Regions from separate parts of the Homo sapiens genome. Here region 2 is linked to region 1. The links are chromatin loops, found by intact Hi-C in ENCODE. Cell type or tissue: A673. All regions are shown on one strand. Each heading gives the region's core, and the rest is flanking DNA. Links, peaks and the distances in the headings are about the cores only. Region 1 holds the start of LOC105371467 (a long non-coding RNA gene). Region 2 overlaps CD48 (CD48 molecule).

Region 1 (15,234 bases), core at 6,291-14,290:
CCAAATTCACAAAATAATTTAATTTATTACATGGTTTCTTTTTATTAGGAGTGTAAGTAAAACTTAATTAAAATTAAGTTCTCTTATCGTTTTACCAAATTATACTAAAACTTTCTACAGCTTGGTACAAAAAAGCTTCTTTTAGCCTTTTAAAATTGTAACTAAATTGTAAATTTAAATTTATAACTCAAATTGTAATAAATCTATCATTTTTACCTTTATACAAAGCAAAGAAATTGAGGCCTGGAGTCTCTTGCATTTCTTTGTAATCGAATTTAGATTGATTTTTTTCCTCCTTGGAAGTCTTTGATATCCCCCCAGGAGATTTGCAGTAAGCTGATGTCCACTTGTGCTGACAACCTTTCGCCATTTGAAAAGCAATTCCTAGCTTGCTTCTGAGAGCTGGTAGAAATTGAATGTCTGCCTCGGGACACCAAATTATCATGCAACGCAAACTGTCCATCATGAACTGGGTGTTTTCTGAACCACCAAATATAAAACTGAATTACCTAACAGGAATTCATTATAAAACAGAAGTGGAATATACAAAAATGGGTCTGAACAGGTCCAGAATACACAAGTATGCTGCATAAGCAGGGGACTTTGTAATTCCAGCTACTCTTCCACCTCTCCCTTGCTCTACACCGACGGCCTCATGAGGAATTCCCTATGAACAGTTAATGGAGGAAGAAAGAGCATGGGCCTGGATTTGCATGCTATGTCAGCCCCAGATGAATGAGAATGGCCTCTCCACTACAGTGAACCTCACTCAGTAGAGGCTTCAAAGTCAGTAATGAAAGAAAATCTCTCCAGCAGGCAGAACTTGAAGCAGCATATCTAGTTGTACACTTTGTTTGGAAGGAGAGATTGCCTGAGGTACATATCTACATTGAATCATGGGCAGCATGTTAACAGGTTGACCACCTTGTCAGTCACTTAAATGAAAAACAATATTGGAAAAGCAGTAAAAAGGAAGTCTGGGAAAGAACTACATAAAGTGGTCACAGTATTAAGATATTTGTGTCTCAAGTAAACGCTCTTTAAAATACTAGGGTTTCCTAATCCCAGGGTTCCTCAACCATGACATAAACTTACTGTATGCAGAGCATCCAGATTGGCTGCTCCGTATCACCCAGTGGAACTTAGAGGCAAGGAGAACTAATGCAAATATGAAGTTCATGCTACCTGCTGGGCCAAGTGTAATAAAGTCCTTTGTCTCTGACCCAGGAGTCTCATGTTTTTTGTCAGTACCCATGAAACTAACAGACAAACTTATTAGTTTAGAAGTGGCATAAAATCTCAGGCTTTTCATAGTTGTTGGAAGTTCTGGCAATGAGGACGAGATGCTGACAGAGATAGGGCTTTCGGGAAGAGGAAAGTACAATGGCCCTTTTGCAGGCCTGTTTGGAAGATCTGAGAGACTCCTGGGGATCCAGTAGTGACTGTTCTCATCCAAGTAGTGAGTGAGAGGTGGAGAATGAGGATACCCACTGTTCTACCTGTTAATGGGGCTGAGGGGTATTAGTTTGGATTGAAGCAAGCTGTCCAAATGGTATTTGTTCTTTCTCCTCTGGGCAGAAGGAGGGAGGGCTATTATTATGATGAAACAGTAAGCCCCATGGCACAAGCCAACAAGCAATAAGGCAGTGGCCACTAGTTAAGGGGTCCCCACAGCTAAAATAAATGGTGTTGGTAGTGAGGATATAGATGTTTGGGTAGACCACAAACAGAATTTGTTTACGTGAACCTGGATCACCACCAGTCACTTGAAACTGAAAGTAAGCGCAGATTGCTTACTGACACAGATCCGTACTCAAGAGCCTGGTAAAATCATTGCTCTCTGCCCCACAGACAAACATTATCTTTATCTCCCTAGGCTACTAATTTCTATAGTAAGTGTGAAATATCTCTTAGATGTCTTTGTGAAGATGTCAAATAAGCACTTAGATTTATAAGTCTAGAATTCTGGGGAGAAGTCAGGGCAAGAAATAGAGATTTGGGAGTACTTGGTATATAACTAACATTTATTGGGTACTTACTACATGCCAGGCATATCTAAGTAGTTTATGAATATTTTCTGAGTTACACTCCCAACATCCCTGTGAGGTTGGCACTGTGTTATTGTCTTCATTTTAAAGATAAAGAAACAGAAAATTTCCTCAAGGCCACATAGCTACTGGGAGCAAAACCAGAAGAAAAACCCAGGCAGGTTGACCCCAGAGCCCATGTTCATTACTACTATGCTGTGCTATCTGGTACACAGACGGTATTTAAAGCCTTGGGATGAGATGAGGATACCCATGGGTAGTATGTAGAAAAGAGAAAAGGGGACTGAAGTACTGCAACATTTAATGATGTCCTTCAGAATTTCCAATTCCTCCTGTCTGGTTCTGTATTTAATAGACAAATGCTAATTTATCAATTTGAACTGTCCCATCAGGAATATACCTGTACAAATGACCAACTCCAGTTCCCAAACTAGATCTATCAGTTGTTATAAATTGATAAATTAACATTCTTATTTATAATTGCTCTTTTATATGTATGGCTGGTTTTATTCCATTTCCAGAATGTTATTTCCCTTTGATTACTTAATGAAGACAGAATGTCTGGACCAGTAATGACCTCCTAAGATACTGACACTCTGTGAGGTACTATCTGAGGCAAACAGGACTTCTTGGACATCTCTTTGACCACAATATGGCACCATACCAGGAATCTGAGGAAGCAGAGGTTCCACATGGTTTGCTGAAAATTCAAGGGGAAAACAACATCTGAACTGAAAATGCTTAACTCAGAGCTCTCCTCAAATAGTAAATACTATTTCAGAAACGGTTGGTAAGCTTTGGCAAGACGCTGCCCTCAGAAAGAACCATGGCAGCTGAGAAATAGCAAGTACCAGGTATGGGTTCTGTGGTATAAACATGAGGGGCTCCACAAAGGTCCTCTTCTCTTTAGTGTCGAGCAATTATGTGTACATATACACAGCGTACATTAGATGTTCCAATTCTTCTCCCTGTCTTTGATTTTATTCTTAAAACAAAAGATTCATTTGTAACTTTTATTTCAGTTGCCATCAGAGTCTTAGTAAAATAGCAGTCCCTTAGTTGTTCAGAAATTCATTTTTATTTTTAATTATATGGCTACGTAATAGTTGTATATATTTACAGAGCACATATGATGTTTTGATACAGACATATAGTATGTAATGATCAAATCAGGGTAATTGGGGTATCCATCATCTCAAGCATTTATTTATCATTTATTTGTGTTAAGAACATTCCAATTCCCCTATTTTAGTTATTTTTAAATATACAATAAATTGTTGTTAACTACAGTCACCTTATTGTGCTACCAAATACTACAACTTATTCATTCTATTTAACTGTACTGTTATATCCATTAACCACTCCCTGTTTATCCCCCTGTACCTACTATTCTCCCCAGCTTCTGGTAAACATCATTCTAGTCTCTCTCTCCATAACTTCAATTTTTTTTAGCTCCCATATGTGAATGAGTACATGTGATGTTTGTCTTTTTGTGCCTGGCTTATTTTACTTAATATAATGTCCTCCAGTTCCATCCATATCGTTGCAAATAACAGAATTCCATTGTATATATGTACCACATTTCCTTTATGCATTCCTCCATTGATGGACATTTAGGTTGCTTCCATATCTTGGTTATGGTAAATAGTACTGCCATAAACATGGGAGTGCAGACATCTCTTCGAAATACTGATTTCCTTTCTTTGGGCGTACACCCAGCAGTGGGATTGTTGGATCATATAGTAGTTCTGTTTTTAGTTATTTGAGGAACCTCCATACTGTTCTCCATAGTGGCTGTACTAATTGACATTCCCACCAACAGTGTACAAGCATTCCCCTTGCTATACATCCTTGCTAGCCTTCTCAAGAAATCTTTTGACAACTTCCAAGGTCCAATTACTTTGACACTCAATTTTTAGACAGCAATTTCTTGGATAGAGTTTGGTTATTGAAGAGAATGAGGAAGCTCTTCCCAGTCAAAAAGATGTTGTGCCCCATCCTTTATTTCAAGGAAACCTTTCCTGACAACCTTGGTCAGTTTCCTACTGTAAGATCCCATAGTCCCCTATACTTCATCACTACATTCATCACCTTTGAAATTAAGTGATTACTATCTGAGAACAAAGACTATGTCCATGTTATTCAGTGCCATGCCACCAATACCTAGCATAGCTCCTGGCACATAGAAGGTGCTCAACAAATATTGGTTAAATGACAGAATGAGTGAAAAACAGTAAACACAGATAAGACAGTTTCCAGCAACATTTAACTACAAGGTCGTTAAGATCTTGAAGTTTGTACAGTGACCACCACTTGGGCAAAGAAACTTGAGAACATATTTCTAAATTATTGATATATGATGCTACCTACAATTATTGAAATATGGTGTTACTTTTGTGAAAGGAAAATAAATCTTGGGGCCCCAAAATCACTAACCTAAATGGAAAAGTCAAGCGAGGAACTGCTTAAGGCAAACCTGCCTCCCATTCTATTCAAAGTCACCCCTCTTCTCACTGAGATAAATGCATATCTGAGTGCCTCCTTCGGAGAGGCTAATCAAAAATTCAACAGAATGCAACCATTTGTCTCTTATCTACCTATGACCTGGAAGCCCCCCTCCTCACTTCGAGTTGCCCCACCGTTGCTTCAAGTTGTCCTGCCTTTTCCAGACCAAACCAATGTTCATCTTACATACATTGACTAATGTCTCATCTCTCCCTAAAATGTATAAAATCAAACTGTATTCTGACCACCTTGGGCACAGGTCATCATGACCTGAGGCTGTGTCATGGGCATGTGTCCTCAACCTTGGAAAAATAAAGTTTCTAAATTAACTGAGACATGTCTCAGATATTCAAGGATCACACTTTCATTCTATACCCATAGCAATTAATGCAAATATTGAAGTACATTAAGTCACCTTATCTGAAACTATCTAAATATGGTAAAACTCATGAATTTCCTCTGTTCTATTGGTCATTGATATGGTTTGGCTGAGTCCCCACCCAAATCTCATCTTAAATTTTTGTTCCCGTAATCCTCATGTGTCATGGGAGAGACCAGACGGAGATAATTGAATCGTGGGGGTGGTTACCCTCATGCTGTTCTCATGATAGTGAGTTCTCACAAGATCTGATGGTTTGATAAGGGGCTGCCCCCTTCAGTTGGCACTCACTTCTCTCACCTGCCGCCATGTAAGACATGCCTGTTTTGCCTTCTGTCATGATTGTAAGTTTCCTGAGGTTTCCCTAGTCATGAGGAACTGTGAGTCAATTAAACCTCTTTTCTTTATAAATTATCCAGTCTTGAGTATATCTTCATAGCAGCATGAAAACAGACTAATACAGTAAATTGGTACAACAGAGAGTGGGGTACTGCTATAAGGATATCCAATTATGTGGAAGTGACTTTGGAACTGGGTAACAGGCACACGTTAAAACAGTTTGGAGGGCTCAGAAGAAGACAGGAAACTTTGGAACTTCCTAGAGACTTGGAGGGCTCAGAAGACAGGAAAATGTGGGAAAGGTTGGAAGTTCCTAGAGACTTTTTGAATGGCTTTGACCAAAATGCTGATAGTGATATGGACAATGAAGTCCAGGCTGAGGTGGTCTCAAATGGAGATGAGGAACTTGTTAAGAACTGAAGTAAATGTCACTCTTGCAACGCAAAGAGACTGGCAGCATTTTGGCTCTCATTCCCTCTCCTGCCACAAAGTGAAGAAGGATGTGTTTGCTTCCCCTTCCACCAGAATTGCAAGTTTCCTGAGGCCTCCCCAGCCATGAGAAACTGAGTCAATTAAACCAGTTTCGGGTATTTCTTCATAGCAGCATGAGAATAGACTAATACAGTCATGTTGGCAAAAAAATTTCTAGCCAAAGATAATTTATATTGGAAACTGCTCCTTCAATTTCTATGGCCTTTAGTGATAAGATCTCATTTTGGCCCTTTTTTTGTGTCATTATTAACGTCTCATGGATCAGTTAAGTTGCATACTGAACTGCTTTTGTATAAACTCCACACGTAAGGCCTATCTCACAACATATCATTTAAGATTCTCATAAAATCACAATTTGATACAGGTGGCACAATTTTATAGCATGAGCAACAATGACCTTACCAAACTATTTATTACATTCATAAAATTTAGACCTCTTAACAATTTTGATCTCTTGCATCAATTATCTTAGAGTTAAGTAAGGCGTGTTTAGGACCCTCAAATTTTCAGGGGTATATTAAGCTTCTTTTAGGGCCTTGCTGCTCAAAATAAGGTCTGTAGAACATCAGCAGCAGCACCTGGTGCTTTATACTGTGTTGCCCCAGAATGCATATGTTGAAGCCTAACCCCCAATTTGATGTTATTTGGAAATGCGGCCTTTGGGAGGTAATTAGATTTAGATGAGGTTATGAGACTAGGGCCCTCGTGATGGAATTAGTGCCCTTATAAGAAGAGACATAAGAAACCTCGCTCTCTCACTCTCTCTCTCTCTCTCTCTCTCTCTCTCTCTCTCTGCCATGTGAGGGCACAGCAAGAAAGCAGCATCCTATAAGCCAAGAAGAGATCCCTCATCAGATCCTAACCATGCTTGCCAGCCCAATCTCGGACTTCCAGCCTCAAGAACTATGAGGAATAAATTTCTGGATTTTAAGACCCCCAGTCAGTCTATGGTATTTTGTTACAGCAGCCTGAGCTGACTAAGACACCTGGGCACCTGTTTGAAATGAAGAAACTCAGACCCTACCCAGACCTGTTGAATCAGGGTCTGTATTTCACATAATCCCCAAGTGATTTGTACACTTGCTATACGCACCATTAAAGTTTGAAAAACTCTATTTTGGGGACCTATTTCAAGACAGAGTAAAAACCCGATGAACATTTCAATTCCAGGAAAAAGGTTGCCCAGGGTCGAATTCTTCAATATGCTCCAAACCAGAAGTACACAATCTCGTACCAGTCACTGAAAATGAATTCTACAAGCTCAGCTTTCCCTGATGATACAGTTTGGATCTGCTTTCACTTCAACTGGATTCCATCTTTGAGGCCAGAGGTACTGTGTTAAGATATAAGTAAACTGACAGAAGACAAGAAGTCCTTCAACAAGTGTTCTTTATTACAGTAAAAACCATCCCAGCCAACCCCACCCTAAAATCACACATTCTTATGTCAAAGAGAACTAACATTAACAGGAACTTGAAAGGAGTGAAAATCTTCACTAAGTTAAATCACATGTTTCCTGACTCATTTAAGTCCCCTCATGCAAATTTTTGGTTGTCACAGTATTATTGATGGACCAACAGAGCTTCAGCTTCCTCTTCAGTGGTCTTTAACAGATTTCCAAGCTCCATAGTGACACTGTTAAGGGATTCAGGGGAAACAGCACACACCTGCATTTTTTTCCCCTGAATCACAAGTACCTATAATACTATCACTTTTATTACTAGAGCGGTGTCTAGAATTAGGTAAAGTTGTGCTTGATGTCTTCTTAGTCAGGTTTTTTTAAATAGAGTTTGTTTGTAATTTATTTATTTATTTTTGAGATGGAGTCTTGCTCTGTTGCCCGGGCTGGAGTGCAGTGGCACAATCTCAGCTCACTGCAGCCTCCACCTCCCGGGTTCAAACGATTCTCATGCCTTGACCTCCCGAGTTGCTGGAATTACAGGCGCATTCCACCAAAATAATTTTTGTATTTATAGTAGAGACAGCGGGGGAGGGTTTCACCATGTGGGCCAGGCTGGTCTCGAACTCCTGATCTCAAATGTAAATAGCCTTTTTAGAGTAGTTTTAGTTTCATGTGAAAATTGAGTGGAAGGTACAGGGATTTTTTATACATGCCCTGCCCCCACACTTGCATGGACTCTCCCATTATCTACATCCCCCACCAGAGTGGTACATTTGTTCCAATTAATCACTCAAAGCTTATAATTTACATTAGGCTTCACTACTGGTACTGTATATCCTATGGGTTTGGAAAAATGTATAATGCCAAGTATCCACATTTATAGCACATACACAGTAGTTCCACTGCCCTAAAAAATCCTAAAACCACATACTTTTAACCACATACTTACCCTAAGTGAAGCAGCAGCATGACCTAATTGTGCCCAAAAGCAAGAAGGGACAATACACAACCGAAGATCTCATACTCCTAATTTTTTTTTTCTTTTTTCTTTTCTTTCTTTTCTTTTTTTTTGAGACAGAGTTTCACTCTTATCACCCAGGCTGGAGTGCAGTGGCCCAATCTCGGCTCACCACAACCTCTGCCTCCCGGGTTCAAGTGATTCTCCTGCCTCAGCCTCCCAAGTAGCTGAGATTACAGGCATGTGCCACCACGCCCAGCTAATTTTTGTATTATTAGTAGAGACGTGGTTTTACCATCTTGGCCAGGCTAGTCGCGAACTCCTGACCTCAGGTGATCCACCCGCCTCGGCCTCCCAAAGTGCTGAGATTATAAGCGTGAGCCACTGCGCCCAGCCATACTCCTAATTTTTATAACCTTATAACCAAAGTCATTCCCCTTACAGGATATCAGAGTACAGATGGCTATTTTTGACAAGTGACATCAAAATAGTTTACATATCAGGCTCAATACCCTCACACACTGTTGGCTTCAGTCTGCCTTTTACAGATGGTATTTACCACCTCCAGGAAAATAGTGTGCTTCCTCGGGTTGCCTACAACATATGACAAAATAAAATTTCCCAACTTATCTAGCAAAAGTCCCATGAGCTCCAAGGGGAGGGGGCCAATGTTTTATTTATCTTTGTATCACAATGCCTACCACACAGTAAGTGTGCCCCCAAAACTTGCTGAGATGAAATGAGAGAAGCCAATGCCTTGGCCAGGTTTCCCAACTCTAAACCAGTACCTTCTCCCACTATTCTACATACTCAAATGTGGCATTCACTGTTATGAGCAGGTAGGATGTCATGTCTGCCCTGCCGTTTGTACCAAGAGAAATGGACCCCATTCTCAGCCTGAAAAGAAACTGGGGAGCTAGACAGGGATGACTATTCTCCAAGATTTACTATGTAGGTGGTCCTTTATTATCTCTCTAGCATCTTCCATGACCATGTGTACACTAATGCTGCAGTGCTTTTCCAAAGGCTGACTTTCCCCTACCCCAGCCTTCCTGGCAATTGGAAGAGCATTACTATCATATGCTTAAAGTAACAAAAAAGCCAAGGGTTACCTTAAGCAAGCTGACTTTCAGTCTGTAGAAGCCATTAAACTATCCCAAACAAACAAAAAAAAATAGTAACAAAAAAATTAAAATTAAAAAATAAAAAACTAATAACAAATCACTGAGACCTTGGTCTAAAGATCTTTATGTCTCCTCAGCCAGAGCCCCAGCCCCCAGTTCCCCCTCTCGGCTGTATTTCAAAGGCAAAGGCTAAAAAACAAAAATCACACATGGGCAGCATATGTAATCACATATAATCACATATAATGTCATGAAGTCCCAGGCATGACCCTGACAATCCACCAAGCTGGGTCCCTAACTTCAGTGCTATGTGAAGAACTTCTGTGGAAAACACATCCTTTCAAACAAAAGTTACAAATACCCTTTGCTGCCTGACAAATGGTCAGGATTATCACTTTTGCTTGCAGCAAACCTCTAGAGAAAATATGATCTTATCAATCAAATATTGAGGTCTGGCTTTAAATCTATGAATTCCTGGGGCCAGCATTACAAGAGGAGGTCCCTGAGGTTAACTAGCCTTCTCAAGGGTCCACCAAGGTTAGCTCAGTGAGGGCAGGACCATATCCAGTATCTTTACCAGAGAAAGTACTTTAGTATCAGGCTGGGAACATCATAGGCACTAAATAAAGAATAAACTTAAAAGGTGTTTACTATACTTGGCTGTTGAGAACAAGAATAATTTCAGAGGCATGCTAAGGTAGAAATTTGGTCACAATGTAAGTCACAAGTTGACTCTGAAATGAACTGGAAACAGCAAGTGAAACTATTCTACAAACCTAGTTACAGAAAGAACAGAGCCGTGAGAATGGGGATGCAATTTCAAGGGAAGTATTTTTGTTTGTTTTCACATGAGAAAGACTGGAGTGCAATTTTAAAGGGAGAAGCAAGTATATGATCCCTTTCATGAGCCCCTATTGTATTGTTAGTTGTTCAGTTCATTATTCATGCAACAATTTTTTATTGAGGACCAACTATATGCGAGGAACTGGTTTCAATTCTAGGAATACTTAGATGAACAAAATGTAATCTCAAGGTGAGTGTGTTCCCCCATCTTGAGTCTTAAACAAACTTCCTAGATTTCTTGAAGGAAACTCCCCGAGCTCCTTGGAATCCAGCCAGGGTTTGTCTACACTCTGCCTGAGAACACGCCATGAAGCCTTGCACTAGGGTCACCCAGCCTGTCACCCCTGTAAACTGGGTCATCCTCCAGGATGGAGCCTCTCTTGCCTTTGCATCCCCAGAGCCTGGCAGAGTATGAGGCAGGGGAGAGGAGGAGGAAATCTAGTGAATAGGCCACCTCCATACAGAAATGCTTGTTTTTAACCTTAGCAGGCTGTTTACATGCTAAGCATCTTGCCCAAAGTCACAGAGGTCAGGCCCAGGTAAGACTGGGAGAAGGGACCCAATCTCTTGAGGGTGATTTTAGTACCTGATTACATGCATTACAGTGACAACAGAGCACTGAACTCTCTACATATTTAGAACTAATATATATACTACAGAAACTTGTCTCAATGAATTGTGATGGGCTGTCACCACTGACTGAAATCTCAACTATCCCCTGAAATTCCTATGGCACTTTATGTTTTAGAAATACGTTTTAGAAACCCACTCCTGCCCTAGAGGCCATACAGACACAAGCTTGCTCAGGAGGGTGGACCCAGGAAGTAATCTTTCTTTCTCTATCCTGACAACTACACCAGGAAGTGGTTAAGCCCTCACATTGTTGTTTCTCTCTCTTTAGAATCAGGATTCAGAATAAGCAATTTCCTTTTTCATTTTCCCATTTCTCTCCAACACACCCTGAAGGCCTGCAGAGCAATGATGAGCTCACACTGCCCCCTCCTGCCCATTCCCTCCCTAACAAGGAATATATTCATTATTCCCTGGCCCTCATTTGCTCCCATTCCTGTAAAGAAAGAAAAGCAACAGAATGCCCCCACAAAAGTCAAATGTCTTTATTTTATATAAAAAAAATTTGTACAGTTTTAGTTCCTATGTTTAAGAAAAAAATCCTAAAATTGCCGTAATGTTTAGATCCACTGCAAACTGTAGAAACAAGCTTTTTATATATTAAAAAAAATTTACATTTTACAATTTTCTACATGCATGCACAAGGTCTCAGCTCTGTAACCCCACCCCCCCAAAAAAAAGGAAAAAAAATCTAGATCCAACAGTGGAAAATTCTACATTTACAATCTCACTTGGAAGGGACTCAAAAAGCCCTCTTCCTTTTGCGCACGGAAGAACAAATCACAACAATCACACACCAGGACTGAATCCATCAGCAGATACTGCCCTGTGGGAAGGGCAGAGGAAAGAGAAGACAGACGGACTGACAGACACCACAGAGGAACAGGGGAGTTAGCCTGGGACCAATGGAGGAGAAGTACGAACCCTGGGAAAAAGACGTGTCAGATGAGAAAGTTCCGGAGAGTCCGATGTCTCATCGCAGGTGTTACATCATCAGGGTTTGCCATTGGAATACTGAGTGGAGATGGGAAAGAGAAAAGTTAAGGGCTGAAATGGGAGGGGAATGGGAAGAAAAAATGAGAGACAAGAGGGAAATAAGAAAAAACAAAGAGAGCACAAAGACCAGTTTAGGAGAAAGGACCAATGGGGACAGTGGCAGAGTGGCGAGGTAGGTGAAGGACTGAGGCACAGCGTCCTGTTGTGGAGGGAGGAAAGGCAAGCGTTCCGAGGTGGTGAAAAGGAAGGCCTGCTAGGCACGGTGGGGATGAACGAGGATGCCATGAGTCACACAAAAGACAGTGCTGGTGAGGCCCAGCCACAGCAGCCCTATGGTGTCAAGGGGGTAAGAGGTGGGCATACCCCCACAGCAGGAGAATGAGCAGATCCAGCGCATGATGGGACAGACACAGTGGGGAAACTGCTCAGAGGGACTGAGTCAGCTGCACACCCCACAGCAGTTCACAGCATGGAGACAACTTCCCACAGGGGAGAAGCAGAGGACAAACACATGGCCATATGTCTGACAATTCATCCTGACATTTTAAAAAACAATAGTAATAATAATAATAATAATAATAATAATAATGAAAAAAGACAAAGATACCACAGTTCTGAAGCAAAAGACCAAAATGCTACCATTCTCAGGCACAGCCCTTAGTGCTTAGAGAGTTGGAGGCAAAAAATTTTTTTTAGGAAAGGGGAATGAAAAAAAAATCACAGTGATTAAAAACATGGCAGGATCTTAAAATAAACACTCCCCAGCCCCTAACCTAGGGCAGCAACTAAGATCCCAAATCCTTTCCCTCTCCCCCACCCCAACCTGCTCCTCAGACCACACCACACTCCATCCTGTCCACAAAGGCAATGACCCCAGTCACCATCCAGGCCCTGTTTTCCAGGATAGTGAGGTATTTATGTGACTCAGAAGGGACTCTCTGACACAAAGTTTTTGAAGAGAAGAAAAGAGACAGACCCCCAGAACAGGACATATTTCATACAGGCCTATCTCATAACCCTGGCCCCAGCCAGAGGCCCTGCCTAAGTGAGCTCCACAACCCACCCCTTTGGGGACAAGGTAAGCATTGGCCAATGAGCTCCTCTCTAGCATGCGGTGGGTAAACAAGTGAACTTTTGCAGAAAGGACAGCAGGAGAAACCCCGATCACTAGGCTCCATCATTCCCAGGGCTGGTGCTACACAGAGGGGGAGCCTCCCAGGGGAGACACTGGGGATCTTATCCCAGGATGTGCTCTGCAAGGTAAGTACCAACCAGTCTTTCAGGGAAAAGAAGGGCCTACAAAAGGACACTGTGAGTTACTCAGAGGAATGGCCTAGTCATTGCAGCCATCAGAAAGGTCCTCCATGTGGATCCTGGCTGGATGTATATGGGTACTTCCTAATTCTACTCTCCTTGGCAAAAATGTCTGAGTCAAAGGCTCAGATTTATATTGAAAATATTTATTAGAGGGCCAGCAAATTTTGCTCAAAATGAGATCTAAATTATCAAGAATTTGGATTTGGTGCAAAGACTATGGAAGCTAAAATGGGGTGAGGGGTGAAGTACCTACAAAAGGCAGTAATCCTTGCCCCTCAACCCAATACAGACGGAGCCCAGAGCTCAGAGAATCAGGCAGGGAGAAAAGGGGTGGGGACCCTGGAAGGCCAAGGAAACGAGACCCCTGAGGCAAAGAACTGGACTTAAGGCAGGGGATGAGGAGGAGCTGCCGGCTCTTCCCCAAAAGAGATGAGGCAACAGGTCTCTGGAGTCGAGAGAAGGCGGCAGGACAGGGGTGGCTGGTGACAAAAATAAAAACATTTGTCTAAGACCACAGGGGCTGGGTCAGGGTCTGCAAGCCACTATGTCTGTACAGGAGTCTACATACCATCCTTCACTGGGAAGAGCGGGGACGAAAGTGAGGGTAGGGTTAGGGAGCAGGAGTCAGTGATGGGGGTCTCTCCAAAACCTCAGGGATCTATTCAGCCCTCCTCCTCAGGGGCTGCCTAGGAAGACACATTGGAAGAAAGGTACCTTCCCCTAAGTCCCTGGAAAAGTGGTCACAGAGGGTTTCCACGTGGTTGCCTATGGTCACGTGACCATACAAACCAAAAACATTAGGTGGAGATTTCTGGGAAAAGGATGGGATCCTTCTTTGCTCTAAATATATGTGGAAGCAAATGCTCCTAGCAAGGAGATTTCTAACTCGGGCTGTGTGGCAGGAGTATCCCTGCCCTAGAACCCAGGGTTTGTTGTGGCTGGGGTGAGGGACAGGAGGGCCAGTTGCTGCCCTGGAGGAGTTTGGCACTGTGGCTCTCTGGAGTCATGTCCATGTGCCCCAGAGAAACCCTGTTGGGCCACTGAAGAGAAATGTTTTAAGAACTTGGATTTGTGAGTCGGGGCTCAGGAGGGGAAAGTACAATCAGCAGGGCCCTGTGCCCTTTCAGGAGAGACTGTAATCTGGGAAAAGACTAGGGAAAGAAGAGGGAGAGAGGCACTGATTCCTGCAGGGCCTAGAGTAATACAAAAGTTGTTGGTGAGGTGGGAGTCCTTCCCAGGTACTGTTGACAGCAGGATGGTCTCTCCAGGTTCACATGGGGTAAAATAAGGAAGAAGCGAGGAGAGAAGGTGGGGGTGCGTTAATTCAAGTAAAAAAAAAAGAGCAAGAAGAAGAAGGGTGGCAGGAATGTGGCTGGGCCTGAGAACCAAGCCCCCTCCCACCCCCTCAGGACCCCCCAGAGTTTCCCACTCCCCCTGCTGTTGCACAGTCACACTGAGGTCTCAGACTGCAGCCTCATGACAAACTTGTGTGACTTGGGATCCACAAATTCCTCGGAGAGTTTGAAGAATGGGACCTTCTTGGTGCTGACCACCAGGCTGAAGTCCTGGCGTTTTAAGAGGAAAACGATGCCATCCTTGAGGCCGTTGGTCACCGGCTCCTCGCTCACCAATGTCCACTGTTTGGCCAGCCAGCGTTCCTTGTGGTACTGGATGGTAGGTCCAGCCGCCAAGTATCGCTCCAAGAAGGCCTGAAGTGGAAAGAAGGGGCTGCATAAGAATCTCTGTCATCTACCCACGGTCCTTCATCCCCTAGGTCATAGTTTCCAAAGACAAGAAGGACGTCCCTGAGCTCACTCTATGCATATGAACTAGAACCTCAGAATGTTACAGCAGGAAGGGGCCTGAGATCATCTGCTTCAGACCCTCATTTTATAAATGAAGAAGCCGGAGTGCACAGGGGGATGTGGCTCATCAGGTAGGACTGAACTCGGCTCCCCTGACCCCCATCTGCTGCTCTTCTCCCTGCACCAGGCTGTGACCTGGGCAAGCCCTCCCTCATTCTTCCTTCCTTCCCACACAGCTTGTATGATTCGTGCCAAGCAGGTCTGCACCAGGAGGGAGCCAAAGGTGTCAAGGTTAAAGTGCAACATCTTTAGTTACCTGCTCACCAAGGGTGGCTCAGGGAAAGCAATTCTAGGAAGCTGGCAATAGAGTTGAAGGTGGGCAATGGCTCAAAATGA
Region 2 (15,072 bases), core at 4,523-12,522, 260 kb before region 1:
TACTGGATTAATGTAATTTCTAAACAACGGCCCACCTGCATCATACACATTCAAGGAAAAAAGTTTGAGGGCCTAGTAGATACTGGTGCCGAAGTTTCTGTTATTTCCTCTAGTTTATGGCCTTCCTCTTGGCTTAAACATCCCACTAAGGTAGGACTAGTAGGTGTTGGAAAGGCCGAGGAAATTTATCAGAGCACATTTATCTTGCTTTGCACTGGCCCTGATGGTCAAAAAGGTACAATTCAGCCCTATATCATGCCAATTCACATTAATCTTTGGGGTAGAGATTTACTGGCAAAATAGAGGGCTGAAATTAATATTCCACATAACTCTTCTAGTGCTCCCAGTCAGCATATGATGGAAAATATAAGGTTTGTTCCTGGATTACCAAACCCCTCCCAGTCACTATAAAAGAAAACAGGGCTGGTTTAGGTTATTCTTTTTAGTGGCAGCCACTGCCATACCTCCTGATCCCATTCCCTTACAATGGAAACCTAAAACTCCCGTTTAGGTTCAGCAGTGGCCGCTTTCTAAAGAAAAACTGGAGGCTTTAAATCAATTGGTTTCTGAGCAGTTGCAACTTGGATATGTGGAACATTCTCTTTCCCCTTAGAATTCTCCTGTGTTCCTAGTAAAAAAGAAATCAGGCAAATGGCGGATGGTAACCGATTTAAGGGCCATTAATGCTGTAATTAAACCTATGGGGGCCGTCCAACCTGGCTTTAATACCTAAAAATTAGCCTCTCATAGTTATTGATCTTAAAGATTTTTTTTTATATTGCTTTACATAAATCAGATTGTGAAAAATTTGCTTTTACTGTACCATCTATCAATAATCAGGAACCTGCAGTTCATTATCAATGGAAAGTACTTCCTCAAGGAATGCTAAATAGCCCTACAATCTGCCAGCTTTATGTTGGGCAAGTGCTTTCACCAGTTCAAGCCCAATTTCCCGAGGCCTATATTCATCATTATATTGATGATATTTTAATTGCTGCCCCCACTGATAAAGAATTGACTGTTACCAAATTTTGAGCTGCTGTGTTATAGAGGCTGGATTACACATTGCTCAAGATAAAATTCATCAGACCACTCCTGTTCAATATTTAGGAATGGTGGTCGATAAACAATGTATTCAACCTCAAAAAGTTCAAATTAGGAGAGATTCTTTAAAAACTTTAGATGACTTCCACAAACTTTTAGGTAACATTAATTATTTAAGACCTACTTTAGGCATTCCAACCTATGCACTGTCTAACTTGATTTCTATGTTGCGGGGAGATTCCAATCTCCACAGCGCCAGGATTTTGACCTCTGAGGCTTTAATAGAACTGGAATTTGTAGAAGAAAGAATCCAGACTGCCCAGTTATCTAGAGTACAGCCATTTCAGCCTTTTCAGCTTCTAGTTTTTGCTTCATTACACTCCCCTACTGGACTAATAGTTCAACATAATGATTTAGTGGAGTGATGTTTTCTTCCTTATTCTGTCTCAAAAACTTTGTCTGTTTATCTAGACCAAATAGCCATATTAATTAGACAGGCTTGGTGCAGAATACTTCAAATTTCTGGATTTGATCCAAATATAATTGTAGTTCCTTTAAATTGGCTCAAAGTTCAAGCTGCCTTTCAACATTCTGTACTGTGGCAAATTCACTTGGCTGATTTTATTGGCGTTATTGACAATCATTATCCAAAAAACAAATTATTTGATTTTATAAAAATGACTTCTTAGGTGGTTCCTCGATTAACCAAAAATCAACCCATTCCTGAGGCCGTTACAGTGTTCACTGATGGCTCCAGTAATGGCAATGCTGGCTATGTAAGTCCTACAGACAAACTTATTTCTACCTCTTATACTTCTGCTCAAAAGGCGGAGTTAATTGCTGTGATTACTGCCTTACAGGATTTCCCCAAACCTTTAAATATTGTCTCATGAAGGGGTGGGTTGCCCCTCCACACCTGTGGGTGTTTCTCATAAGGTGGAACGAGAGACTTGGAAAAGAAAAAGACACAGAGACAAAGTATAGAGAAAGAAATAAGGGGGCCCGGGGAACCAACGTTCAGCATATGGAGGATCCCGCCAGCCTCTGAGTTCCCTTAGTATTTATTGATCATTCGTGGGTGTTTCTCCGAGAGGGGGATGTGTCAGGGTCACAAGACAATAGTGGGGAGAGGGTGAGCAGACAAACACGTGAACAAAGGTCTTTGCATCATAGACAAGGTAAAGGATCAAGTGCTGTGCTTTTAGATATGCATACACATAAACATCTCAATGCTTTACAAAGCAGTATTGCTGCCCACATGTCCCACCTCCAGCCCTAAGGCAGTTTTTCCCTATCTCAGTAGATGGAATGTTCAATCGGGTTTTATACTGAGACATTCCATTGCCCAGGGATGGGCAGGAGACAGATGTCTTCCTCTTCTCTCAACTGCAAGAGGCATGCTTTCCTCTTATACTAATCCTCCTCAGCACAGACCCTTTACGGGTGTTGGTCTGGGGGATGGTCAGGTCTTTCCCTTCCCACGAGGCCATATTTCAGACTATCACATGGGGAGAAACCTTGGACAATACCTAGCTTTCCTAGGCAGAGGTCCCTGCGGTCTTTCGCAGTGTTTGTGTCCCTGGGTACTTGAGATTAGGGAGTGGTGATGACTCTTAATGAGCATGCTGCCTTCAAGCATCTGTTTAACAAAGCACATCTTGCACCGCCCTTAATCCATTTAACCCTGAGTTTGACACAGCACATGTTTCAGAGAGCACGGGGTTGGGGGTAAGGTCATAGATTAACAGCATCTCAAGGCAGAAGAATTTTTCTTAGTACAGAACAAAATGGAGTCTCCTATGTCTACTTCTTTCTATACAGACACAGTAACAATCTCATCTCTCTTGCTTTTCCCCACATTTCCCCCTTTTCTTTTCGACAAAACCGCCATCGTCATCATGGCCCGTTCTCGATGTCACTGTCTCTTCGGAGCTGTTGGGTACACCTGCAGACTAACAACAGACAAAACAGGCACACAATGATTAATATGAGATTTATAATCATAGTACTTCTGATGGTCTTAATCCAAGTGACAGGGTTAAGATTTGCGAGGCCATCAGCAACTCCTGCAATTGCCTCAGTTCCTGGCACCAAATTTAAATGGGCTTTTGATGCTTCGAAAATTTGTTCTTTTAATTTGGAAATGTCTAAAGTGAGATTATCTTCTCTTCCCTGTAGATGGCGTCTAACCATGTCCCAGTGATGCTCAGACTCATTATAAATTTGGGGTGTAATACAAAAATCTGACGTATTCCAGTCACACTGTAACTGGAAATGATGTTCTAAGGTCATGAGCCTGTCTCCCATCCAAATGACAGTTTGTCTAAGATCATTAATTTGACTTGCCAATTTTTGATCAATACTAGATTGTGAATTCCACAATCTTGTAGAATTCTTTTGCCAATAATTAACAAAGTTTACTGACTGAACAGAAGAGTGCAATGCAACTCCTGCCACAGCAGCCGTAGCTGTGACTGCAATTAATCCCATAATCACTGCAATTAAAGTAAAAATGAATCTTTTGGATCTATTTAAAATGCCTTTTAATATTTCAGTCAAAATATGGATGGATGGCGAGGCCTCCCACGGTCGGTCCGTGGACACAGGGATCCACATGCCTTCTCTTGCTCTCACCAGCAGAATACGGTGCTGCCAATTAAAAGTTGAATCAATGCAAGTAAACAATCTACAATTTTCACAGGTTATAGTTTGGGAGGCTGGTTTAATAACTATATTTCCTACAACTAGCATATAAGGGGGCTTTATGCAACTTTGTAAAGGAACCGTTAGAATGGAATTTAGGTCGATAGTATAAAATGGCTTACGATATCTTGTTTCTAAAGTTTGATTTCCAGACCAAATTCTAATGTGGTGTGAGGCCACAGTAAGCCTCCACAATTCTGGATGTTCAGGACCAGAAACAGGACTTATTATTTTTGGTCTTGGGGTAGAGATTCCTTTTTCTTCCCATTCCCAAAGGTAGAAAGACTGTAATTTTTTATGCTTATGTTTGTCTAGACTTTCTGTTAAGTCGCTATCAACAGCTGGACTCACTTGTGCACTTGGACACGACTGAGTTTGTCCTGAGCAATTGTGGTAGAATTGACCTCGAGGTGCCCAATCTATAATAGTTTCGAATTCATTGTTTTGTAATATCACCACACTATTGGCCACACATTCTTCCCAAACTAAAACTTCTGTATTCTTTGATCCTTTAGGAATTTCCTTGGGGCAAGTTTTCCCTTTAGGTCTAAATTTTAATGATCTTTGATAAGAAAAGTCTTGTAAATAATTTACCCGTGGCCTGAGTGACATCCCGCTTACCATGTGATAAGTGAATCTACTGTTAGGACTGACAGTAGGTACTTCTACCAACCAATTTTGGACTGCAGGCATTAAACATCCTGGTGCTCTCCCTAGGCAAATAGGAGGATAATGATACCCAATGGAAATATTTATCATCATCCCTTCTTCCTCAGGTTTGGCAGGGCAGCGATCATCTGTGGGGCCAGGTACCCATACACTATCATTAACATATACTTCTATAGGATTATCCATCCATGTGACTGGTGTTACCATCTCCGTGGAGGCGCTTTTCTTTGCATCTCTGATGGGTTCATTGTAGAACTTCAAATGTCTAGTGGGTATCCAAACAGGAAGCTGATTTTCTCCTGGTGAAACACAAGCAAAACCTCTCCCCCACGTTATCAGCTTCCCTATTTCCCATGTCTTATTTTAATTATCTTTCCACTAAATTAGTTTTCCTTCATGTGGGCTGTTCTTTTTACCAGTAAGATGTTCTGCAGAAGTAGTAGTCTGATTTCTATAAATGTTTAAAAAATTTAAAGTATAGAGTGCTAGATTAAGTTGCATCTGAGGAGTGGTACACTCCTTACTGTCTCCCCCTTCTTTTTGTTTAACTAATTGAGTTTTGAGTGTTCTATTAGTTCTTTCAACTATGGCCTGTCCTTGGGAATTATAAGGAATTCCTGTTGTATGTGAAATTTTCCACTGACTTAAGAATTTTTGGAAAGCTTTACTACAATATCCTGGTCCATTGTCAGTTTTGATTTTTTCTGGAACTCCCATTACAGCAAAACAAGACAATAAATGTTTTTTAACATGGGAAGTACTTTCTCCTGTTTGGCAAGTTGCCCACATGAAATGTGAATAAGTATCAACTGTTACATGACATATGATAATCTTCCAAATGAAGGTACATGCGTGACATCCATTTGCCATAATGCATTAGGACACAGACCTCTGGGTTAACTCCTGCCTCTTGAGTGGGCAGGTCTAAGACTTGACACTGGGTGCAATGTTGTACAATATCTTTTGCCTGTTTCTATGTGACATCAAATTTGTTTTTTAATCCTGCTGCATTTACATGAGTCAAAGCATGAAGTTCTTGTGCTTTTATGAATGCAGATGATACCAGTAAGTCAGCTTGTTCATTTGCTTTAGTCAAAGGCCCTGGTAAATTAGTGTGTGCTCGAATATGAGTAATATAAAATGGGAAGTTTCTTTTTCTTACAGTTTGTTGTAATAAATTGAATAGCTGGTTTAACTGATCGTCCATGCTATATTTAATTAGAGCTGTCTCAACATCCCTTGTAGCCTGTACTACATATGCAGAATCTGATATAATATTGATAGGTTGATCAAAATCTTGTAACACTGTAATGACTGCAACCAACTCTGCTCTTTGAGCCGATTGATATGGAGTTTTGATTACTCGTTCTTTTGGCCCTGTGTAAGCCACTTTTCCATTGCTGGAACCATCAGTAAATACTGTTAGAGCATTTTCTAAAGGTTCACATCTGGTAATTTTAGGTAGAATCCAAGTAGTCAATTTTAAGAACTGGAAGATTTTTGTTTTTGGGTAATGATTATCAATAATTCCCACAAAATTAGCAAGACCAATCTGCCATGCACCAGAATTGATAAAGGCTTGTCTAACTTGTTCCTTGGTTAAAGGGACAACTATTTTGTCTGGGTCATTTCCACATAATTTTATTATTCGTAATCTTGTCGGACCAATTAAAGTAGCTATTTGATCCAAGTACAATGTAAAAGTCTTAACTGTACTGTGAGGAAGGAATGACCACTCCACAAGATCAGTATTTTGAATAATGATGCCTGTTGGAGAATGTGCAGTGGCAAAAATCAAAAGTTGGAGTGGGGCTAAGGGATCTATTCTATTTATTTGCGCTGACTGAATTTTTTCTTCCACTAATTTAATTTCTTTTGTTGCCTCTGGGGTTAACATTCTTTTACTATTTAAGTCTGAGTCTCCTCTTAAGATAGAGAACAAATTTGACATGGCATAAGTAGGAATGCCTAGAGTTGGCCGAATCCAATTAATATCTCCCAGCAATTTTTGAAAATCATTTAGTGTTTTTAATGTGTCTTTTCTTATTTCTATTTTTTGTGGCTTAATTTTTCTATTTTCTATCTGCATCCCTAAATAATGAAAAGGAGTAGAGGTTTGGATCTTATCAGATGCTATTGCCAGTCCTGCATTGGCAACCTCTGCTTGCAGAAATGTATAACAGTCAATTAATTTATCTTTCGTTTCTGCAGCACATAAAATATCATCAAAATAATGAATAATATAACAGTCTGAAAACTTGTCTCTAACTGGTTGAAGAGCTCGACCTACAAAAGTCTGACAAATAGTTGGACTATTAAGCATTCCCTGAGGTAACACTTTCCACTGAAACCTGGTGGCTGGTTCTTTATTATTTATGGCTGGTATAGTAAAGGCAAATTTTTCACAATCCTGCTCTGCCAGAGGGATGGTAAAAAAGCAGTCCTTTAGATCAATTATAATTAAAGGCCAATCTTTTGGGATCATGGCTGGAGAGGGCAACCCAGGTTGGAGAGGCCCCATGGGTTGAATTACGGCATTTACAGCCCTTAAGTCAGTTAACATACGCCATTTGCTGGATTTCTTCTGAATTACAAACACAGGAGAATTCCAAGGCGAGAATGAAGGCTCAATATGTCCCTTTTCTAACTGTTCATTTGCTAATAAATGTAAAGCCTCCAGTTTTTGTTTTGGTAGCGGCCACTGATTTACCCACACCAGTTTTTCTGTTTTCCAAGTTAACGGTATGGGTTTAGGAGGCTCTACAGTGGTCACCCCTAAAAAGGATACCCTGTTCCTTCTCTTCCGTGATTTATTTTAGCCTCAATTGGAACTTTAATGCCATCTTCATTTTTTCCTAGTCCCTTTCCTGGTATATATCCCATCTTGGTCATGATTTTTTGACTCATGGGGCTATATAATGTAGCGGTCATGGTGATTTCCGCACCCCATTGTTGTAACAAATCTCGACCCCACAGATTAAGAGGAATTGAAGTGATCATTGGCTGAACAGTACTTTCTTGATTATGTGGCCCTAAGCAATGTAAAATCTCAGTACTCTGATACACTTCTGAGGCTGTGACTATGCCGACAAGTCCTGTAACAGTCTTTTGTTTAGGCCAATTTTTTGGCCACTGATTTAAAGCAATGATAGAGACATCTGCTCCAGTGTCTACCAATCCTTCAAGCTGTTTTCCTTGAATAACGGCCTTACACACAGGTCTGTTCTCTGAGACCTGACTTGCCCAATATGCAGCCTTTCCTGTCGGATCAGTGCTTCCAAACCCTCCTGTTCTTTTTATTTCACTATTTCCAACCTTAATATATGGCAGGAGTAATAATCGAGCAATCCTGTCTCCTGGACTGGCACTCCAAGGAATTGAAGAGCTAATAACCAATTGAATTTCACCTTTATAGTCTGAATCAACCACACCAGTATGAATTTGAACTCCTTTTAGATTTAGACGTGATCTTCCCAAGATTAGTCCTACAGTCTCCTCAGGCAGCGGGCCATATACTCCTGTGGGGATTTTTTGTGGGGGCTCCCCTGGAAGCAGAGAGACTGCTTGTATAGTACATAAATCTACTGCTGCACTGCCACTTGTGGCGGGGGACAATTGTTGTACTGTGGTAACTGGCTTATTCCCTGAGGTACTTGGGACAGTGGGGGTTGTTGTCCCTGAAAACCCTGAGGAACAAAGGGCTGAATTGGGAATGCCCCAGTTTGTTGCAGGGCCTGAGGCTGGCCCCTTTGCTAGTTTCCCGACAATGGTTGCCCATTTTTATCAAATTTGGAACGACATTGACTAGCCCTTTTGGTAGTTTCCCGACAATGATTGCCCATTTTTATCAAATTTAGAATGACATTGACTAGCCCAATGTTTTCCTTTTTTACATCTTGGACATAAGTCAGGTGGCTCTCTACCTGTTGTTGTAGTAGCTTGAATAGTTATATTCTGTTTATTTAAGACTGGGCAATTCTTTTTTAAATGACCAATTTGACCACAATTATAACATTTTCCTCCAAATGTTCTAACTTGTCCTCCTAAAACAACTCCTGTTATTGCTTGGGCCATAAGCATAGCTTTATGCGTAGCTCCTCCAATTCCATCACGGGCTTTTACATACTCTGAGATTACATCTGATCCTGCGGGAACCTTTCCTTTTAATGGCTTAATGGCTGATTGACACTCAGGATTGGCGTTTTCGTATGCCATCAACTCCACTATGACCTTACGGGCTTTTTCACTGGCAATTGACTTTTGAGCAACATCTTGGAGCCTTGCCACAAAATCAGGGTAGGGCTCTTTTGAACCTTGTCTTACTGTATTAAATGTGGAGCAGGCGCTTCCTGGGTCTTGGATTTTTTCCCAGGCTCTAAGGCAGATAGCTCTAACTTGCTCAATGGCCTCATTTTGCATTAATGCTTGTTGACTAATAGTGCTCCAATTTTGACCTGTTCCTAATAGTTGATCTGCATCTATGTTAACTGGAGGATTGGCAGCCCTATTTCTTCGGACCTGTTCTTGTGCCCCATCAATTCACCAAGTCTTAAATTGTAAAAATTGAGAGGGTGAGAGAGATGATTTTGCCAGAATCTCCCAATCATAAGGAATGAGTCTATGTCCATGAGCAATGGAATCTAATAATGTCCTCATATAAGGGGAGTTGGGTCCATACTGTTTTACTCCCTCTTTCATATCTTTTAGCATTTTTATCTAAAAAGACTTGTATCTGGCCTCAACTGTGAGAGGCTCTCCCTCTTGGGCTCCTTCTCCAGGTGGCATCGGTTCTAACGTTACTGGGAATTGCCACGCCTCAGTATCTCCTTCCTTTCTTGACTTCTCAATAATTTCATGTAATTCACTACCCTGTCTACTAGGTGGTGCCATAGGATTGTCTCCTAGTGGGCGGCTGAGGGTATGGCTCCCTGCCCTGTGGTGCTGGGGGCATTCCTAGATATCCATACTGACTTTCTGGGGGTGGCCGATACTGAAGTTCGGCCGGTGGCCAGTATTGATAAGCTACTGGCAGTTGGGTCTTATTTTCTCTAACCTGCGCTTGAGGTTGTAATGTTACGGTCACCTGACCTGCTGAAAGAGGACTTGGCCCTCGTGGTTTAGACTCTAATGGCCCCACTAATTCTGGACCTTTTCCTTCTAATTTTAATGTTTCAGGATATATCACCTCCTGTAATTGATTATAGTCAACATTTTGCGTTGACTGAGCCATTAACGGCTCTGCTACATATTCGCAATGTAAAGTTTCCGTTTCCTTCTGGGATTTTTTCCTTGTCTTTTCATTACAATCTATTATACAGCTTCCAGGGGCATCAGAAACTGAAACGCTATCTTCTGTTTGAAATGGTTCTAAAGCTGCTTTAATAATGGGCCAATCATTCCATACTGTAAGTGGAATGATATTACCCTTCCTACCTGCTTGTTTTAGTTCCTTACCAATTCTTTTCCAATCTTCTAGATCTAAATTTCCTTGTTCTGGAAACCATGGGCAAAATTGTTCTGTTGTTTGAAATAGCTTGATTAGATTTTTGGTGGATACTCTAACTCCCCCTCTTTTTAAAAGAATTTTAATGAAGCTAAGATAAGAGGCATATTTACTTTTAGTTTTAGTTTGCCCCATTGTCACCCTAGCTTCTTCCGAGTGCACAAGCTTACCGTAAGGCTGACTGTAGATGTACTCGGGATCTCTTGTCGACTTGTCCTCAATGACCACGCTCGAGTGTACCTTCACCCCAGAGAAAAGCCTCCACGTTGGGCACCAGATGAAGGGGTGGGTTGCCCCTCCACACCTGTGGGTGTTTCTCGTAAGGTGCAATGAGAGACTTGGAAAAGAAAAAGACACAGAGACAAAGTATAGAGAAAGAAATAAGGGGGCCCGGGGAACCAACGTTCAGCATATGGAGGATCCCACCAGCCTCTGAGTCCCCTTAGTATTTATTGATCATTCGTGGGTGTTTCTCCGAGAGGGAGATGTGTCAGGGTCACAAGACAATAGTGGGGAGAGGGTGAGCAGACAAACACGTGAACAAAGGTCTTTGCATCATAGACAAGGTAAAGGATTAAATGCTGTGCTTTTAGATATGCATACACATAAACATCTCAATGCTTTACAAAGCAGTATTGCTGCCTGCATGTCCCACCTCCAGCCCTAAGGTGGTTTCTCCCTATCTCAGTAGGTGGAACGTACAATCGGGTTTTATACCGAGACATTCCATTGCCCAGGGATGGGCGGGAAACAGATGCCTTCCTCTTGTCTCAACTGCAAGAGACATGCTTTCCTCTTATACTAATCCTCCTCAGCACAGACCCTTTACGGGTGTCGGGCTGGGGGACGGTCAGGTCTTTCCCTTCCCACGAGGCCATATTTCAGACTATCACATGGGGAGAAACCTTGGACAATACCTGGCTTTCCTAGGCAGAGGCCCCTGCAGGCTTCCGCAGTTTTTGTGTCCCTGGGTACTTGAGATTAGGGAGTGGTGATGACTCTTAATGAGCATGCTGCCTTCAAGCATCTGTTTAACAAAGCACATCTTGCACCGCCCTTAATCCATTTAACCCTGAGTTTGACACAGCACATGTTTCAGAGAGCACGGGGTTGGGGGTAAGGTCATAGATTAACAGCATCTCAAGGCAGAATAATTTTTCTTAGTACAGAACAAAATGGAGTCTCCTATGTCTACTTCTTTCTATACAGACACAGTAACAATCTGACCTCTCTTGCTTTTCCCCACAGTCTCAGATTCCGCTTATGTTGTACATGCCACTAAAAATATAGAAACTGCTACTATCAAACATATTGATAATTCTGAATTGGCTTCTTTATTTTCAAGGTTACAACAGGTGGTTCACCAGTGTAGACACCCTTCCTATATTACACATATTAGGTCTCATACCACTTTACCAGGACCCATGTCTGCTGGTAACCATGAAGTTGACTGTTTGGTGTCTTTAATGACCCAAGAAGCTCAGGAGTTCCATAATCTCACTCATGTCAATGCCACTGGCTTAAAAGATAAATTTGCTCTTACCTAGAAACAGGCTAAGTTTATTGTTCACAGCTGCCCTCAGTGCCAGGTCTTCGTACTTCCAAATCAGGAACCTGGTGTTAAGCCTAGAGGCCTAACTCCTAATGCTTGATGGCAAATGGATGTGACTCATGTTAGCTCCTTTGGCAGACTGTCATATGTGCATGTCTCAGTAGATACCTTCTCAGGTTTTATCTGGGCTACTTGACAAACAGGGGAAGGCACGGCCCATTTTTAAAAACATCTGTATTCTTGCTTTGCAGTTATGGGGCTTCCATATCAAATAAAGACAGACAATGCCCCTGGATATGTTAGTAAGGCTTTTGATTCATTTATACAACAGTAAGGAATTTCCCATATTACTAGAATCCCTTACAATCCTCAAGGACAGGCTGTGGTGGAACAGGCCAATCGCACTTTAAAAACCCAATTGTCCAAACAGTCTGAACAACCAAAACATGATTTAACTACTCCACACTCCCAATTACATTTGGCATTATTTACTTTAAATTTTTTAAATGTTCCTAAAGATAATACTGTAACTGCAGCCAAACGCCATTATACAGGCAAAAAATTTTCCATAAACGAAGGCAAGTCAGTGTTATGGAAAAACTCTCAAACCAATACCTAGGAACCTGGCACAATTATAACGTAGGGAAGAGGATATGCTTGTGTTTCACCAGGAGATCATCAATCCCATGTCTAGGTACCCACCAGAAGACTCAAGCTTCAGGTGAATACTGACAACTAAAACCACAGACAAAAAACATCTGTGTCAGAGATTGCCTTCAGACGTGGTGAGATCTCTGCTGACTCCTCAGAAACAGGCACACCAAATCACAATAGGTGTAAATCAATCCTCCCTGATGGCAGTGGAGACCCATCTAACTAATCCCACTTCTCCTGATTACTTTTCTTTTTCTCCTTACAAACCTAAAAATCTCACCATTTCTATTAGCCTGAAAATAACATCCCTCTGTTCTTCTCTTCCTCCTTCAGCACTCAATCTCACTTACACTAGGTTTTATTTAATGATTCTCCTCCTTATACTTTCTGTCTCACCAGTTTCCTCTCACACTGATTTACCTGCTACACATAATTATTCTTATTAGGCTTATGTGCCTTTTCCTCCACTTATTCGACCTCTCACCTAGATAGATGCTCCTGCAGAAATCTACACTAATGATAGTGTGTAGATGCCTAGAGCCACAGATGACCGTTGCCCTGCTCAACCAGGAGAAGAAGGCACTGCATTTAATGTTACCATAGATTATAAATACCCCCCTCTGTGCCTCGGACATGCACCTGGTTGCATCCACCTAGAAACTCAATTCTAGGCTGCTTATCTTCCGAAAACATCAGCTACAGATAAAATAGGACATTTAGTCTCTGGCCTCTCCCTTTCTCCTTTAAAACAAATGAAAGGAGAAGTAATGGGAGATACCCCATACTTTCAATATAAACCTGCAGGAAAACCATGCCCTAAAAATTTTGAGGGCCCATCTAAAACTTTAATTTAGGATGATTGTGTTAACTCACATGCAGTAATATTAAAAAATGACTCATATGGTTTAGTAATAGACTGGGCACCAAAGGGCTATTTAAAAAATAATTGCTCCTCTAGTGGAAGGGAATTCCTGGAGGCTAATTATTTTATTTCTTATCAGGAGAACGAGAATCATCATTCTACTTTGCATAGGAGGATCAGCTCATTCTTTCCCTTAAAATGGGAAGATAAAGGCATTACCCGCCCCCCAAGCCTCGTATGATACTCCCCATTCTGAGCCCAGAACACCCAGAACTTTGGAAATTGGCTATTGCCATGTCTGGACTGCGAGTATGGGAAGGGAAAACTATTTTGACTGTTGTTCCCACTACTGTCCCACTCTCTCAGTATCAACATAGACCCAGACATTCTGCTTTACTTACCTCCAACCTGACTATTCCCATACAGAGTTGTGTTAAGCCTCCTTACATGCTGTTAGTAGGAAATATTAAAATTTGGACAAATAATCAAACTTTCCAATGCATTAATTGTCATCTATACACTTGTATTAACTCCCATTTTGACTCCAGGAAAAGTGTAATGTTGGTTCGAGTTTGAGAAGGAATCTGGATTCCAGTAACTTTACCTAGACCTTGCGAATCCTCCCCCCAATACATTTAATTAATGAAGTGCTACAGCAAATTCTAAAAAGATCTAAGAGATTTGTTTTCACTTTAATCGCTGTTATCACGGGCCTAATTACAGTCACTGCAATGGCCACCACTGATGGAATGGCATTACATCAATCTATTCAAACGGCTCATTTTGTTAATGATTGGCAAGCCAATTCCACCCAAATGTGGAATTCTCAACAAGGCATCCATCAAAAATTGGCAAGTCAAATTAATGATTTAAGACAGTCTGTTATTTGGCTTGGAGATCAGGTAGTGAGTCTCAAACATCACATGCAAATGCAGTGCGATTGGAATACTTCAGATTTCTGCATCACCCCGTATTCCTATAATGAGACTGATCATTCATAGGAAATGGTCAAAGGACACCTTCTAGGTAGAGAAGATAATTTATCATTGGACATAACTAAATTAAAGAAACAAATTTTTGAAGCCTCTCAAGCTCACTTATCCATCATGCCTGGAGCTGAGGCATTAGATCAGGTGGCAGAAAATCTTTATGGATTAAACCCCACTACTTGGATTAAGTCTACTGGGGGCTCCACTGTAGTAAATTTTGGAATATGTTTCTGTGTTTAATCAGCTTGTTTTTAGTGTCCCAGACCACTCAAAGAATCCTGTGTCAAAATCAAGAGAATGAACAAGCCTTCATTGCCATGGCACATTTATATAAAAAGAAAGGGAGAGATGTTGCAGGAAGTCAGGGACCCCAAATGGAGGGACCGGCTGAAGCCATGGCAGAAGAACGTGGATTGTGAATATTTTATGGACATTTATTAGTTCCCCAAATTAATACTTTCATAATTTCTTATGCCTGTCTTTACTGCAATCTCTAAACATAAATTGTAAAGATTTCATGGACACTTATCACTTCCCCAGTCAATACCCTTGTGATTTCCTATGCCTGTCTTTACTTTAATCTCTTAATCCTGTCAGCCAAGGAGGATGTATGTCACCTCAGGACCATGTGATAATTGCATTAACTGCACAAATTATAGAACACGTGTGTTTAAACAATATGAAATCTGGGCACCTTGAAAAAAGAACAAGATAACAGCAATGTTTAGGAAACTAGAGAGATAACCTTAAACTCTGACCACCGGTGAGCCAGGCAGAACAGAGCCATATTTCTCTTCTTTCAAAAGCAAATGGGAGAAATATCGCTGAGTTCTTTTTCTCAGCATGGAACATCCCTGAGAAAGAGAATACGCGCCTGGAGGTATAGGCTTATAAACAGCACCCCCAGGTGCTCCTGTCTCTTATGGTCGAAACTGCAGAGGTGAAATAGACTCCAGTCTCCCATAGCACTCCCAGGCTTATTAGGAAGAGAAAACTCCTGCCTAATAAATTTTGGTCAGACTGGTTGATCTCAAAACCCTGTCTCCTGATAAGATGTTATCAATGACAATGGTGCCCGAAACTTCATTAGCAATTT

The links. A loop is a pair of places that touch in the nucleus more often than their neighbours do. Peaks named below come from ENCODE experiments on the same cell type or tissue, not always from the same donor. Only the 100,000 strongest peaks of a DNase experiment are listed, where the experiment ranks them.
Region 2: it touches region 1 in a loop (5-fold over the local background); 4 of 110 quality-filtered maps call a loop at or near these places.

The regions. Positions count from the first base shown.
Region 1 is chr1:160,424,626-160,439,859 of GRCh38, reverse strand. VANGL2 (VANGL planar cell polarity protein 2) reads right to left here. Exons shown (of 8, transcript NM_020335.3): 8 at 11,190-14,742. The coding sequence ends at 14,482. LOC105371467 (a long non-coding RNA gene) reads left to right here and starts at 1,683. Exons shown (of 3, transcript XR_922202.3): 1 at 1,683-1,778; 2 at 2,570-2,902; 3 at 6,934-6,995. RefSeq lists an enhancer at 9,763-9,992. In A673, for the core only: a CTCF peak has its summit at 11,106 (motif pointing left); a DNase peak (open chromatin) is centred at 11,049.
Region 2 is chr1:160,686,879-160,701,950 of GRCh38, reverse strand. All of the region lies in intron 1 of CD48 (CD48 molecule), which reads left to right. It overlaps LOC124904439 (endogenous retrovirus group K member 18 Env polyprotein), which reads right to left. Exons shown (of 1, transcript XM_047438433.1): 1 at 1-15,072. The coding sequence starts at 4,623. The coding sequence ends at 2,941. Among named protein-coding and RNA genes, the nearest start is that of CD48, 17 kb to the left of the region's middle. In A673, for the core only: a CTCF peak has its summit at 9,332; no DNase peak of the experiment used is centred there.